Regions from separate parts of the Homo sapiens genome. Here region 2 is linked to region 1. Evidence: chromatin loops called from intact Hi-C (ENCODE). Cell type or tissue: tibial artery. All regions are shown on one strand. Each heading gives the region's core, and the rest is flanking DNA. Links, peaks and the distances in the headings are about the cores only.

The links. Hi-C counts contacts between places; a loop is a spot of excess contacts. Peaks named below come from ENCODE experiments on the same cell type or tissue, not always from the same donor. Only the 100,000 strongest peaks of a DNase experiment are listed, where the experiment ranks them.
Region 2: a loop joins it to region 1, with 13 times the contacts of the local background. A loop is called at or near these places in 2 of 110 quality-filtered maps.

The regions. Positions count from the first base shown.
Region 1 is chr18:68,812,068-68,820,417 of GRCh38, reverse strand. The region is part of intron 1 of CCDC102B (coiled-coil domain containing 102B); the gene reads right to left. Among named protein-coding and RNA genes, the nearest start is that of CCDC102B, 18 kb to the right of the region's middle. In tibial artery, for the core only: no CTCF peak of the experiment used is centred there; no DNase peak of the experiment used is centred there; H3K27ac peaks cover 472 bases.
Region 2 is chr18:68,737,493-68,745,842 of GRCh38, reverse strand. It overlaps a transcript of CCDC102B not described here. Among named protein-coding and RNA genes, the nearest start is that of TMX3, 27 kb to the right of the region's middle. In tibial artery, for the core only: no CTCF peak of the experiment used is centred there; no DNase peak of the experiment used is centred there.

The DNA.
Region 1 (8,350 bases), core at 324-8,323:
ATATCACGAAGTTGAATATGCTCCAGAAATATAATTTTGGTTTAGCATTTGATTATCAATCATTGTGATTGACTTAATAAACCATGTTAACAAAATAAAGTGGAAACACCCCAATACATGAATAAAATGCATTTGGTAAAATTCAACACCAGTTTACAATTTGAAAAACTAACCAGCTAAAAATAGAAGGGAAAGTAGTGATATGATAACAGTTTTCTGCAGAAAACCTAAAGCGATCCCCTTTAATTTTGAATTATTGATAGCTTTACCCCCGAAAATAGTATGAAAAGGATGTGCCTCCTAATGCCACTACTGTTCGGTATTATACAAAAGGAGAAGTCTAGCCATTAGTGTGATGAGGAAAGGAAATTAAATAGAAGTGAAAATAAATAAAACTCTCATTTTGTACATATGATTGTGTAAGTAGAAATTCAAAATAATTCACAAACTATTAAAACTAGTAAGTGATTTTTAGTAAAGTTACTGATCTAAAGTCAATATACACAATTATGTGTATTTCTACATTTTAGAAACCAATATTTAGACATCAAATATCAAATTGTAATAATTAATACAATTCTATTTTAGCATTATATGCATTAGGTAGCTAGGGATGTACCAGAAGATAGGTAAGCTTACATCCTATAAACTACAATACACTCGTAAGAGAAACTAAAGAATATCTAAATAAGTGAAGGAATATATTATGTCTGTTTGTGGACTAGAAAGCTCAAAATTGTGAGGATGACATTTATGCATAAATCAACCTATGTATTCAATAATTCCAGTCAAAATCTCACAAATTTTATTTTGTTAAAATTGATAAGTTGATACTAACACCCATTTGAAAATAGAAAAAGTCAAAGAAAGCCAAACTTTTTTTAAAAAAAGAACAAATTTACAGAATTATATTATTGGATATGAATATGATATAAAGCTACAGTAATTAAGACAATGACTCATTAGCTCAAAGAGAGACAAATAGACAAATGAAAGAGAATTAAGAGTCCGAACATGGATCTACATCTCTGGGGACCTAATTTATGACACTTCAGTATGTGAAATTATTTTTCCCTTTTTCAACAAAAGGAACTAGGTCAATCATGTCCATATGGAACTAACAGCTACATCACAGCTTTTAAAACAGTCAGTTCCCAATAGAATGCTCACTAAAAGTGTAAAACAAAACTATAAACCTCCTAGAAGTCATCTAAGAAAAATCATTCATGATATTGCAGTTAAGATTTTTCTAAACAGGATATCAAGCATTAACCGTAAAGTAAAAATATTTATAAAAAGTATTTTATTAAACCTATGAATTTCTGTTCATGAGAAGAAAGACATTGTCAACAGAATGAAAAGGCAAATAATAGCGTGAAGAATGCATTAAGCGTGCATATATCCACTGAGGATTCATAAAGTCACAAACTGACAAGAAAAAGTTAACCACATGATTTTTCAATAACATGCTAAAAACTTGAAGATGTACTTCATGAAAGACAATATGCACACCGGCAATAATCACATGGATAGTTCTTACATTATATGTTACTAAGGAAGTGCAAATTAAAACTGCAATGGAAACCAACATCCCTTAAGAATTGTCATAGCAACATTATTCCTAATTGCTCAAAATTGAATGTATCTTTGTCTATAAACTAAAAATGGATGCAAAAATTTTACCATAGTTACTGTGTAACAACAAAAACAGATGAACTATTGCTACAGTTGGAGGAATCTCACAAACAAAATTCGAAGTAAAAGAAGCTGGCACAAAATAATACATACTGCATAATCCCAATTATAATAAGTTCAAAAAGAGGAAAAGCTACTCACGACAACTCAGAATAGTGTTTACCCTTAGTTGGAGTGGTAATGACAGGAGGAAGGCATGAAGAAGGCTTCTAGAATGCCAACAATATTCTATTACTTGATCTGGGTATTGGCTACATGGGTGTATTCTTTTTCAAAGTTCGTTGAGCTGCATATGTTTAAATTTATTAACTTTACATAAAGCCATCAACGTTGAACATTTAACTAATCAGAAAGCAGCCAATTGCTAAGTACTGTCTTTACAAATACTATGTCTTTCCAAATTTCTAGCTTTCAATTAGCTTCCAGATTAAGCAGGAGAATAGACACGATAAACAGAATACTATCACAACATAGTAACGTGTTCTCCCATTGAAGTACAGACCACAGGGACAGCACAGGGCCTGAAATTCACAGTTCTCAGCAAGTTGTAGCTCAGTCAGCTAGCTACACTGGAAAGGAGACATTTTCCTCCAAAAGAAAATACTTTGCACAAACTCAATGAGTCTCAATACGTTGTTGTAAAATAATGTAGTTTAATATGGAGATTTTGAATGGACTTAAAATACAAAATAGTAATGAAATGTGTATATATAACATATATAATGAAAATTTTAGCTTTTCTTCTACATGTATCTTTACTATAAGGAATATATCACAAAATTCTAGTTGATTCATGCTTTAGTTATCCTACCACCCAAATTAAATTATCCAGATATTTCCTTGTCTTATGAAGTTAATACTCATCAAAACAATTATGTTCAGATAAGGAGAATTTCATTATCAAATATTCCTTCTCTTAATGGAAATGAGACATGAGTCTCAGCAGATGATGTGGAAAGCCTTTAGCAAGTCTCATGACCGAGTAATCAATTTTCCTATGTTTACCCCTACACACCCACACACATGACTAAGAACATTTGCTTAACAACATCTTCATTCACAGTTATCTTTCTCGCGTTTATAAAAATGTTCAATCTAAATAGATAACCAACAAGATTGTCTGGGCCTGCTTCAAAATAATGAGCAATAACACAAAGATAATTGAACTTGCAGAAAAAGCCTAACCACTTCCTTCATCTTCTTTGAATATATTTCCATTTGCAAAGAGTTGAGACACAGAAAAACAGAACCAAGATAATTATTTTGCTGTTTAAATGTTAAAATGGAAAATGCAAAAAATGATGGCATATTTTGGAAGAAGGCTAAATTCAAATGTTGAGTTCCTTTTGTTCATTATGTTTATGAAAGCCAAATTTACTTTTAAATTTTGAACACTCTTTGGCAACCTAAAAATCTTTCCTCAGACTCCCAAGTGTCCCACTGAGTTCTGTTGTATGAAATCTAGAAAACAAACCTGCATTCAAATGTATTTTATGCTTTCAGATAACACGTACTATTAACAAGTCTAAAGAATTCTCAGGCATATGTAATGTGAATCAAGTGTTTTATAAAAGTCATCAAGAATTGAAATAAAATATAAAAATGCATGCAACATTTTATAACGATGGATTTTCCTACTAGTAAGAAAAACATAAATGGAAAATAGCATAATTTTTGGTCTGACCAACTTGGGACTCCTGTGGCTTGAACACAACTCACTGTTTTCTTTCTCTCACAATGCAGAACAATGGAGCAGACAAGAATATGTTGTGTGAATCATAGCATAAGTTAGCTTGAATACAAAAACATTTTATTTTCTGTTGTACACTAAGGCAGACCAACTGATCATTACCCTATTTAATGCTGCTTTTAGACATTATTACTGATCTTAAAATAGTCAATAGCTCTTTAAGAGAAATTTTCTGCAAGACTTTTTGTTCCCTTAGAAAGGGAAAAGGAGGCTGGGTGCAGTGCCTCAAGCCTGTAATCCCAACACTTTGAGACGCCGAGGCGGGCGGATCACGATGTCAGGTTATCGAGACCATCCTGGCTAACATGGTGAAACCCCGTCTGTACTAAAAATAGAAAAATTAGCCAGGCATGGTGGCGGGCGCCTGTAGTCCCAGCTACTCAGGAGGCTGAGGCAGGAGAATGGCGTGAATCCGAGAGGCGGAGCTTGCAGTGAGCCCAGATCGTGCCTTTGCACTCCAGCCTGGGCTACAGAGCGAGACTCCGTCTCAAAAAAAAAAAAAAAAAAAAAAAAGAAAGGAAATAGGAAGAAGACTATAGTGAAAAGTGACTTGATTTAACTTTTGAACAGGTGTGAGATCTTGGAGAAGTTTACTTTTCCCAGACTCAGTTTAAACCATAAAACTGGAGTGATTTTACCTACAGTTTATTGTTAGAATATATGCTACAATATGCACACCCAGATACCCCAGGCACAATGTAGACATTCAATACATAATCATTCTTACTACTTGAAATTCTCTTTCTGTACATGATGGATTTGTGGCTGAAGTTAAAATACAGAGTCTAAAACCAATGTTCACACATTCCTGATTACTAGTACCAAATCTTCAGTGAAGGTAGAGGGTATTATCACAAGAATCAATTCTTTTAACAATTTATTCCATTTTCTACTTCTCCTTTGGACAATAAAAAGTCTGCTACAATGAAATCAGGCGTGGAATTAATAAAATTTGGAAAGCAAAACACTTAAAGATAAAACGAAGAATGAGATATGGGAGTGTGAAAAATCCTTTTTCCAAATTATCTAAAGCTATGGGAAAAATGAATTGATATATTGAAATAAAACTCAAACTGATTTTTCCTTGTTTGCTCTCCAAATGGAATGCACATTTTACAGAGCCCTAGTCTTGTCATCAACTCTTAGCTTACAGTTACAGTACATGAACTACATGATCCAGATTTTTAAAAAAATACATACATCTTATATCTATAAAAAGATGAAAAAAAGAAGTTTGTGCAAAACTATTTGAAAACCAGAGTTCAGTGTGTGTGTGTGTGTGTGTGTGTGTGTGTATGTAAATGGAGGTGAAGGGTGGCTGGAATGACAGAAATGATGAATCTATACCATATTTCCTGGTCAGTTTGTTCCATTTTCATCTGTGTTCCCATGCTCTGGTTAATCACTTTATTCTGTATCTACGGCATTGAATAATAATTTTAATACATGTGTTTCCATGCCAGTCTATAAGCTTCTTAGCAAAGAACTTGTATCTTATTTATCCTTGTCTTCACAGTGACTAGGACATGGAAGACATTCAAAAAATGAATCTAGAGAGAACTAATTCTATAATTCAATTAAAATGCAGTTTACCATTGCCCCAATGCATATACCTGCAGTTTATCTGTGTCCATTGGGCCATAACAAGTGATGTTATTCCATCCATTTGAAATACACAGATTTGTTGGAGATGAAAATATATTTGTTGCCTCCGTGTTTGTATGTGTGTAAATCAAAGAAATTAAGGAAAAAGTAAGAGAATGATTTGAAAGTGATCAGTTACTTGTAAGACTTTAGAACTGTGATCAAAGAAAATTTACCTTTTAATGACTTAAAACCTCAGAACAAGCAAATAAAAAATCATGTTTATTATTGTATGATTATAGAAACTTACATGAAATATATAAAATATCCTGCTTTAACAAATAATAGTAAAGAACTCCTTATGTTACAAGGCAAGACAATCTGCAGTCTGTTAATATTCTGTTGAAAATAATTTTTACTGGCAAATACTAGTGGATCAAAAACTTTAGCAGTGATATAGGTGTGTATCAGAAGAAGAAATCTATTCTAATATTTCTGGATTATTAGTTTTCCTTAGAAAAGTTTGTGTTTGGCCTTTAAATATAAACATATTGGAGATTTTTTTTCTTTTCAGCTTGTTTTCATTGCAAATGAAATATTTTGGGAAACACGCTCGTTGCTATTATTTGTACTTAAAACACTTCTGGGACTATTTATATTTTTCAAAACCCAGGTATTCTTATCGATATTATTTCTAAACATTAAGAAAACAGTTCTGTAATATGATATTCACCTTATCATTTATTGCTCTGTCTTTAGAAATGTTTAGTAAATCAAAAGAAAGGTTTAAATAGAGAAAATTGCTATATTTTAATCTTTAATTTTCCTTTGAAAATAATATGACTATACATGATAGATTTTAGTTAATGCCTGAATGTAACTGACCATTGAATGAAGAACTAACCTACATTTCTGGTCCAAAGTCCTATAATAATGTTTCTATGAAGGAAGAAGTGTTAATTACCCAACTCTATTCATATTGTTTCTTGATGAAACCAGTTTATTTCTATTTCAGTGGCTGATTCATTGACAGAGATGCTCTAAATTGAATAAATATTTCTGGCTAACAGTGCTCAAAGCCTGTAATTAAGAAAAAAAGCCTAGAAAAAAAGTGATTAATTGCAAAACAATAATTTGCACAGCTAGAAAATTCCTCCATGTCAAAAAAAGATTGAAAAAATGTTTTCCTCCTTTTCCTAGAAATTGGAGTAAAGAAAATACTCATTCTGTTTTCTTAAAGCAAAACATAAATTTTGCTGCTTTAAGGAGTTTAGAGAAAGCCTTTTATACTTCTCACTCTACAGAAAATTAATTCCATTTTTTCTCATTTTTTCCTACTAATAAAAGGCACCACTATCCTTTCAGTTGGTGTAAGCCAAAGATTTAGGCTTCTCTTACTAACCATTCTTCATCATCTTCTATATCAAGTCAATTGTAAAGTCTTGCTCATTTTAACTTATAAAAATTTTTATTTACATTCATGTTTCTCTGTCTCATCCACTTTAGTCCAAATACTATCACATCGTTCTCAGATAACTGAAATAGATTTCCAACTTCTCTCCCTTTCAAAAGTGTTCTACACTCAAAAACTAAAGATATATATATATATATATAAAATTATATTTTAATATGACTTCATCTTTGCTGCAATGTTCCCAATTGCTCTTCCATTAATTCTTAGGATTAGGTTCAAAGTCCTTTTCACAGATAACCAAGTCTTACCTCCTGGTCTCCCCTCGCCTGGGCTCCACTCTCCCGGCCTCCTTTATCCTCTTCTCTGCTGGCCTTCCCTCCCTTCTTCTCCCCTAACTAACCTACATTTCTGGTCCAAAGTCCTATAAAAATGTTTCTATGAAGGAACAAGTGGCCTCCTCTCCTCTCCTCTTTCCTGGCCTCCCCTTCCCTTCCTCTTCATCCTCTAACTCCTCCTTCTCTTGCCTCCCATCCCTTCCTCTACCCTTCTCTCCTCTCCCCTATCATTCTATCGTCTCATCTCTCTGGCCTCCTGTATTAGTTGGTTCTCGTGCTGCTATAAAGAACTACCTGAGACTGGGTAACTTATGAAGAAAATAGGTTTAATTAACTCACATTTCCACATGACTGGGGAGGCCTCAGGAAGCGTACAATCATGGCAGAAGGCAAAGGGAATGTAAGCCCATCTTATTATGGCGAAACAGGAGAGAGACAGAGAGAGAGAGAGAGAGAGAAGTGGGAAATGCCATACATTTATCAAACAAGCAGATCACTTGAGAACTCTACACTCTATCACAAGAACAGCAAGGGGGAAGTCCATTCTCATGATTCAATCATCTCCCACCAGACCACTCCCCCAACACATGGGGATTACAATTCAATAAGAGATTTGGATGGGGACACAGAGCCAAACCATATCACCTCCCTTCCCCTTCTCTCCCCGACCTCCTCTTTTCTGACCTCAGCTTCCCTTCTCTCCTCTCATCTTCTCTCCATCTCCAGGTTTCCTCTGCCTGGATACCTGGATATCCCCCTTCTCAGGCTAGCTGGGCTTTTTGCCTTGGATTACCAAAATTATTCAACTTCCCTAGGATGTCAGTACTCAATTCCTGTATGTTAATTCTTCAGAAGGAATGTTTCTTCCAACAGCAACAACAACAAAAATGTAGAAGCACCAGCTTGAACTAAAATATGTATATTCACATTTTTAACATAGGAAATGCTTAATACTAACTAGGGTCATGATTTGTTTCACTGCCTCGTTGTATTTTGCCTCCTCTTGATATATTGAAATATATCAACCTACCCAATTAATATTCAACATCTGAAAGACACATCTTCTGCTACGGGGTATTTAGCCCCTCTAAACTATAGAGACGCTATTCAGATCTGCTATGTTGTTCTTTAAAATGCTTTTCTATTACTTAAAGTGAACCACGACATGAAAGTTGTTTTCTATTGCTTTATAATGACCATAATCCAGTAATCATATATAGCCACATTTTCTAAATGATTACCATGGTCCAGGAATTAAAAGGAAAATTTCTTCTGAAGTAGAGTCTTTAGTTGAGAATTAAGTTTCATCACAAAGTACATCTTAAAATTTTATCACTTTTTATAAAGTAGAATGAAAGCTATTGGATACTTTAACATAATGTGAATTTTGAATATATTTTTATATAAAATAATATAAATATATTTTCCTGTTGAAATGGTTAATCCTCCTAAGGGAAATATGAAAATCTGCTTTTGTTTTCTGTAAACCCAACCATGATATATAGCTTTAGCAAGGTTTTTATTTCAACAATAGAACGTTTAACAAGAAAAGATTAGGCACTGATTTGTAAT
Region 2 (8,350 bases), core at 136-8,135, 74 kb after region 1:
AAAGATAAATAGCACATGTTCTCACTCACATGTGAAAGCTTAAAAGGTTTATCTCATAGAAGTAGAAAGGAAAATCGTGGTTACTAGAGTCTGGAAAAGGGCGGGAGGCATGAAGGGAGGTAGGTTAATAGGTACAAAAATACAATTAGATAGAAGAAATAAGTTCTTGTGTTTGATGGCACAGTAGGGTGATTATAGTTAATGAGAATTTCTAGTATATTTCAAAATAGCTGGAAGAGAGGATTTTTAATATTCCCAGCACAAGAAGCACCAAATATTTGAGGTGATAGATACGCTCACTAATCTGATCACTATACATTATACATATCAAAACATCACTATGTATCTCATAAATATGTACAATTATATCTTCATTAAAAAAATTAATTTTTTAAATGAAATGAGGGCATTGAAGGACAAATATTTTGTTTTCACAGACTGAGTTGTAGGAGGTACTATACGGTGTGGGAGGCAGGAGAGAATACGCTTCCTAGTTGACTTACAGACTTAGTCCTAGTCACAGAAGACACTGCAACCCCACATGCTTGCCCTACGTGAGCCAGGCCCCCTACATGCATAACATGGGCAGCTGAAACAGGGCCGTATGTTCTCTGTGGTCAGGCTGGCCCCCAGTGAGGAAAAGAGAAATATGTGAGCTGAACCAAGCACACCCCACTTCTTCTCAAATTACAAGAAGTCCATCACTTCCACTGCCTCCTCTCCTACCTCTGTGGGGAGTAACTGGGAAGGTAATAAGAGTCTCTCCTACTGACTCCAGAAGTGAAGATGAATAGGTCTGCCCTGATGGTGCTCAGCTTTGCATTCTCCTAGCTCTCTGGGTTAATGCCATGGTCCCATCAGGACTGTGGCTATTTTCCTAGAGGAAGGAAACTCAATAACAGTCAGGATGTTCAACTTCAGTCTTGACTGGATTGCATCCCCAGTGCTAACTACTACCCCTTTGGATAGACTTCGGAGAGCATTCTCTAGTTACAACTGCTGCATAACTAAGTATTGAAAACATAGTGATGTACAATAACTTTTCAATGCTCACATAATGAAGCAGTGTGAATGTCTTACACATGCTCCACCATCTCTGGGGTCTTGGCTGGAGCAATTTAACAGCTGGGGGTAACCACGCAGCCGGGGAATCATTGAGAGGCGTCTTCATGCACATGGCTGGTGATTGGTCCTACACGGTTGAATCCATGGTATGAGACCTCAACTGATGGTGTCAACCCGAACACCTAAAGGTTACTACACCAGGTGGTTGGACTTCTTATGTAGCAACTCATGGCTCCAAAACAAATGTGCCAAGAGAACCAGGAGGATGCAGTATGGCTTTTTCTACCTAGCCCTAGCAGTTAGGAACTTCACTTTCTCTGTGTTATATTGTTTACAAGCTAGTCACTGAAAGGGCCCAGATTCAAGATAAAAGACATAAGCCCCCAACTCTTATAAAAGGAGTATCAAAAAATTTTCAGAAAATTTTAAAACCTCCACAGTTCAATAGTTGTTAGTATTGATTTTGTCCCATATGGATCTAAAAATTGTCAGAACAACAAATTACTTAGTTCCAAGACAAGTCTGCCACCAAAGCCAAAAATTATTTCTCTATCTCATTTCCTATCCAAACTGTGTCCAGTTAAGAATTTCAACAGAGCATATCAGAAGATCCTCAGTGAAACTGAATTACAATAAGATATTAAAATAATAAATTGCCTAAACATGTTCTGATAATAAAATTCCAACAATATAGAAAATGTCCCATATGTTGGATATAGTCTCATTAACAATATTTTCAGAAAGAAATTAAATGCAAATTCTAAAAGTGTCGAAGTCCAAAGACTTCAAAATCCAAAAGAATTTAAATCCAAAATAAAAATGTCTTAACCTTGTAGGACAAAAAAATTAATTTATCCCCAGTTTCTTTTTCCGCTCACACTCAACTAAAAAACAGAAACAATGACAACAACAAAATAATAATAATAACTGGACAAATTTGAAGTTTCTTTCTTCTAAATAATCAGACAGACTTGAAGTTCTTTCAACAGCTGCAAGCTAGGCAATCACTCATTGAAATGACTGAAGTGTCTTCAGACCACAAACTTTGTGTTAATTTACTCCCAAGTCTTCCCTCAACCTCTCCAAAGATTTCAGGAGTTCATGTATCTGAAAGGACAAGACTCCATAGAGCATTCTCCTGCAAGGCTTTAGTTTAAAGGCAACTGATAGGTCCATTTAGAGAAAGAGACTGGAGTGAAGGCAAGCATTGAGCGTTTGAGAGATCCCAGTGCTAACTCCTCAGGGTCTTTATTCACACACTAATGTGCTTTGTGAATTGAACCATGTAATGAATCTAAGCTTCAGAGATCTCAAGACAGAGATGCAAGGGAGTTTTTTATGGTTTGGTTGGTTGGTTGGTTGGTTTTTGAGATGGAGTATCGCTCTGTCTCACCCAGTCTGGAGTGCAGTGGCACGATCTTGGCTCACTGCAGGCTCCACCACCCGGGTTCAAGTGATTCTCCTGTCTCAGTCTCCTGAGTAGCTGGGACTATAGGCATGTGCCCCCACACCTGTCTAATTTTTTATTTATTTATTTATTTATTTATTTATTTATTTATTTATTTATTTATTTTTGTTGAGATGTTGTTTCACCACGTTGGCCAGGCTGGTCTCAAAGTCCTGACCTCAGTTGATCCACCCACCTCAGCCTCCCAAAGTGCTGGGATTACAGGTGTGAGCCACCATGCCTGACCCAAGATTTTTAACGTACCTCTGACCCATAGTCAGGTCAGGATGTCTAACCCATTATGCCAGTTGAAATTCATAAGTTAAAAATTTGGCCCTAAGGGTCAGAATTTAAACAGAACATTATAAATTCCATTACCATTATCTTGGCCAAAAGTTAAAGCCAGACATCCAGGCATCCCCAGAAATACAGCTAGAGCTGTTACAAACCAGCCATAAATTACCTTAATTACAGTGCCTCTTTTAAAGAGTTCAAAGATGATTACTGTGCTGTCTCTATACCCAGCACATTTAGAAAACAAAGCACTATGCAGCCTCTAATGAAGTTAATGAAGCAAAATTTTATTCTTATTACCCAGTGGTTAGTAATGGCAAAAATCATAGCAGAAACTCAATGGCACTGAGGGAAGAAGGATAAATGGAGAAAATTATTTCTTTCAGCCCTACCAGACACCCACCCAATCTATGCCAGTGGCCCATGACCAATTAAATTTACAGTACGGATAAATTAACCATCAAGAAGTTATGTCTGCCATTATGTTTGCCTTATATACAAACATTAATCACTTCTGTCAAAGACTGGCATGTAACATTTAATAGTCAGTTGTGGTTTGAATTGTGTATCCCCAAAATATATGCTGACATCCTAACCCATGGTATGTGTCAATGTGACTTTATTTGGAAATGGGATCTGGAAGTAATTAAGATGTAATTTAGTTGAGGTCACAATGGAGTAGGGTGGGCCTTTAATCAAATATGACTGGTGCTCTTATAGGAAGAGGAAAAGAGACACAAAGACAGATACACAAGGAGACCATGATGAGGCAGAAGCAAGAGATCACAGTGATGCTTCTATGAGCCAAGAAAATCTAAGAACTGCCAGCCATCACCAGAAGCTAAAAGAGAAGCCTGAAACAAATTCTGCCTCAGAGCCTCCAGGAGGAATCATCCCGGGAGACATCTTGATATCAGATTTCCAGCCTCCAAAACTGTGAGGCAACAAATAATCTGTCATTTTAAGCCACCAGTTTGTAGTCACTTGTTCCAGCAGCCCTAGGAAGCTAACACACAGTCAGCCTCCATTTTTTGATGTTTGACCACACACAGGTTTGAACCCTCACGTCTCCGTTTTCCTCCTACTCTGTACCTGGGAAAGTTGATAACCATGTTGAGGTGCTCCCTCCTTTGGTGTCAGTGGGAATTTCAAACTACCTATGGGAACACTCACTCCTTCCCCATCACTGACCTCAGTAAAAACCCCAGGCCCAACAACTTTGTCTGTTCTCTCAAACCATTTTTGAACCCACTAAGGAGCCACCCTGTTCTCGCAAGAAAGCCTTGTTATATGAGCAATAAACCTTTCTATATTGTCTTGGGGTGTGTGTGTGTGTGTGTGTGTGTGTGTGTGTGTGTGTGTGTGTGTGACCAGTCTTCACATTTGGACAAAATTTGGGGTAAGGGACCTTTTCTTTTCTTCAGGATAACCAAATATGGAAGGCATTTGCCTTATTGCAAAGTTGAAAATATTTCAACATTGGCAATCCTATTCCTGAGTCTTATTTGTAGCACAACTCTATCCCCATCAGCACATTCACAGTTTCTTCATTTCTGTCCCACTTAGATCCCCATGGTTCAGCTATCCCAGAATTGCACTGAGATTGAGCTCTGTTTAGTGACAGAGGCATCAACTTTTCTTGTGAGGAGGAAATGTAATCCGTCGCTCAATCATGCCTGTCTGGGAAAGGTGCATGCCATTGGTGCAGCCCATACATGTTAGCTAACACTGGCTTGACCCCCTGTCCTGCCTGTATTTGCCCTGCCCCAAACAATCTGGACACCATTGGATGGAAGCCATTTGTTAAGTACACACTTGCCTTGACAGCAACTGCAAAACATCTGCAAGTAAAGCTGCCATAAGCTCCAATCACTGGCCAAAGTTAACACTATTTGCGCTGTGAGTCACAGAGCCATATGCCATGTGGACTTGTCCAGTGCATGCATGACACAAGCTGCCACCATCCACAAGAGCACCTCCTAGACTGGCCCTAACAGAGCTGCTCCAACTAGCCACAGAATAATTACTCTTTGATTTTATTTCTCAACATTTGCAACATGAGTGCCAGGCATTGAAGTCTGAGAGGAAAATTCAAGAAATAACAATTTTCTTCCCTTCTCCATGCTGAGCAAACTGATAGATAAGGTACTTCTAAAGCAAATAGAATTCAGTGTTACTTTAGTAATTTATATATACTTAAATATTTCATAAGTACATATATATACATATTCATAGTATATATACTTAAATATTACTTTATTATTGAAACAGGCTAAAATGGGGCCTAGGTTAGTGTGAGGGATGAAAAGGCTTGAGGCAGTTGTAGACAGATGTACCCGTCCCGTCCGAGGCAGCACTGGGTTACTCATGCGATCTACTCCACCACCTCCAATGCCAGCAATGGCCAAGGTCCTCACCTCCTCACCACTGCACTGGTGGATTTTCCTCACATTAAAAGCAAGTGTTTGCCAACACCCTATTCCATCATATGTCAATCTCACATCGATGTTAGAGATCACATGAATGATCTGATCATGGCATAGGAGTAACAATCCTGTAAAACCAAAGCAAAACTTTCTTTGACTTGCAAATGTTTCATATGGAAACTATAATGGGGATTTTAAGTTTTATAATCATTTTTATTTTACTTACAACTCGAGGAAACAAAGATTTTGTAACCTCTTCAAAACTAAGATTGATGTTGGAGAAAAATTTTCCTAGATCTTTAAAATGACAGCAAACATTCATTTTATCAATACAGGAGAAATTCTAGAGAATCACATAACAAGTGGTTCTTAACTGGGGTTGATTATCCCCTAAGGGACATTGGGCAATATTTGGAGACATTTTTGGTTGTCTCAACTGGGGCAGGTGCTGCAGGAATCTAGTGGGTAAAAGCCAAGGTGCTGGTAAACATCCTAAACTGTACAGGACGCTTCTCCATAACAAAGAATTATCTGACCCAGAATGTCCATAGTACTGAGGTTGAGAAATCCTTCCTTAAGAGATAACACAGGACTGTGTTTCAATATCTATTTAACTATTTTTAGAATACCACTTAATTCAACATATGTCATACTAGTAATGATATCATAATCCAATTATCTTGGGACACAAGTTGCTTTTTCAGAAGGCAGCACACAACAAGGAAGCTCTGCAGCTGTTCCAGGCTGTGTAGCAGCAATCCTACTACCTGGGCCATCTCATATTTCCAGATGTGTCTTAATAGAGACAGATGACAGGAGGAGCTTCTGGTAAGCCCCAGCAAGAGGCTGTGGCTAAATCTCTAGGTTTGGAAGAAGGCATGTCATCTGCAAAAAATAACTACATACACCATTTGTAAAACAGTCTCTGATTTACTACTGGGTAATAGTGGAATTAGAGATATGAAGTCACCAAGTGACGTCATGGACAAAAATACTATATTGTGTACTCTCAGAAACACCAAGTTATAGGTGGACCCTGCCATAATCTGTAGTACAATGGACTAATCACATCCAGTATCAAACATGGGCAGGCTCAGAGGTCACAAGTAAGTTGCATAAAATGTTGACCTAGACTCTCATGTCACCTGCCAGTAGTGAACAGGTATCTGTCCTAAGCTCACGCCTATGGCATCATGGCAGCAGGGGATGGGGTGAGTAAAAGCAAAGGAAAAGAATAAAAAGCTCAAGCTTTGTTCATGAAACAGTGAGCCTGCTAGAAATTTCGGTGCATATCAAAAACAAATGGTAGCTGGCTAAATGGCACAGTGGCTCACGCCTGTTAATCTCAGCACTTTAGGAGGCCAAGTTGGGCAGATCACTTTAGACCAGGAGTTTGAGACCAGCCTGGCCAACACAGCGAAAACCCGTCTCTACTAAAAATACAAGAAATTAGCTGGGCATGGTGGTACATGCCTGTAATCCCACCTATTTGGGAGGCTGAGGCACAAGAATCGCTTGATCCTGGGAGGTGGAGGTTGCAGTGATGTGAAATTGCACCACTGTACTACTCCAGCCTGGGTGACAGCAAGACCTGGTCTAAAAAAAAAAAAAACAAAAGGCTGCTCATCTACAGTCCAATGGCCAGAGGTTCAGGCAATGTGCCTGGCCATCCACTTTGTGTGAAAACAGATATGGCTAAAATAAGGGCGTATCATGGGGAGTGCTGAATGTGCAGTCAGAGGCCTAGGAAGAGCAGGCCTGGTAGATTGGATTCAGAGAGGTCTGGGGAGAGGCATGCAGATGAGATGCGTGGGAGGCATGGAGTGGGAACAAAGTGTGGAGATCCTTCTAAATCAGGTTACTGCCCACAGAAGCAGCTACTGCCAAAGAGACACTCATCAAGCAAGTAGACAAGATAAATTAAAAAATAAATGTTAGTCAAACTCCATTCTCACAGTCATCCCGGTGCTTATGCAATGGGCTCAGATGAAGCAGCCATCGTGGCAGAGATGCATGGGTCCAACGGCAAGAGATTCTTTTGGCAAAGGGTGAATTAGCTACAGCAGCTGCTGAAGCTCTGTCACACCACCATCGGGGACCAGTGCTGAGAGCACCTCTCAGACGGTCTATATTGGACATTATTTGGAAATGATTATATCAGATCCCCTCCATTCTTCCAAGTAATATGTAATCTTGGATGGGATAGACCCGTATTCCAGGTAAGAGTCTGCCTTTCCTGTCTGCAATATCTCAGCAAGCACTCTTATCCAAAGAGACATCTTTAGATAAGACATCTTATTCTTATTCTTTGCTACATATTTCTGTAGCAAAGAATGTCTACTCTGCTCACATAGGATCCTGCATACGATCAACTCATTCTCAGATACCCACTTTATAGCAATGGAGGTGAAGCAGTGGACATACGACCAAGGAATACCCCGGTCCTACCTCCTCCCACAGCATGCAAGAACCATGACCTGTGATAAAGTAGGCTTTGTAGATACAGGGAGTCATGAGCTTCAATGTGACACCCTGCAAGGGGATGGTGTACTATCTTTTATTATGCAATACACACATTAAATGAGTGGTCATTATATGGTCCTCAAAATGTAAAATACATGTGTCTAGGTAGAGAAAGGGGGAAGTAGCCATTCACTGCCATCCACATTCAAGGGATTTGTACTTCCAATGTGCACAAATATAGTCTCTGTGGGTGCAGCATTCCTGATTCCCAGAAGAAATCACTTCCACCAAGAGGAACAATGTGGATTGCACTAAACTTAAAGTTATTACTGCTCAGTTTATGTTCTTTGTGCTAGTGAAGTAACTAGCTCAGAAAGAAGTTGCTCTATTAGCAGGAGCAATTAACTGTAATCATGAAGAAACAGGGCTGCTGCTACATAATTGAGACAGAGCAGAAGATATCTTGCACTCTGGTGATCTACCAGGATGTCTTTTGTTACTAGCATTGTGGATTTAACTCTACAGCCAATCATAGCCATTAATAAGGGCAAAATAAACAGGGAGTCAGATCCTGCAGCAATGAGAGTTTGAGAAAACCCTCCCTTCACATACACACACACACAACCCTCCCTTCACACACACACAGACACACACA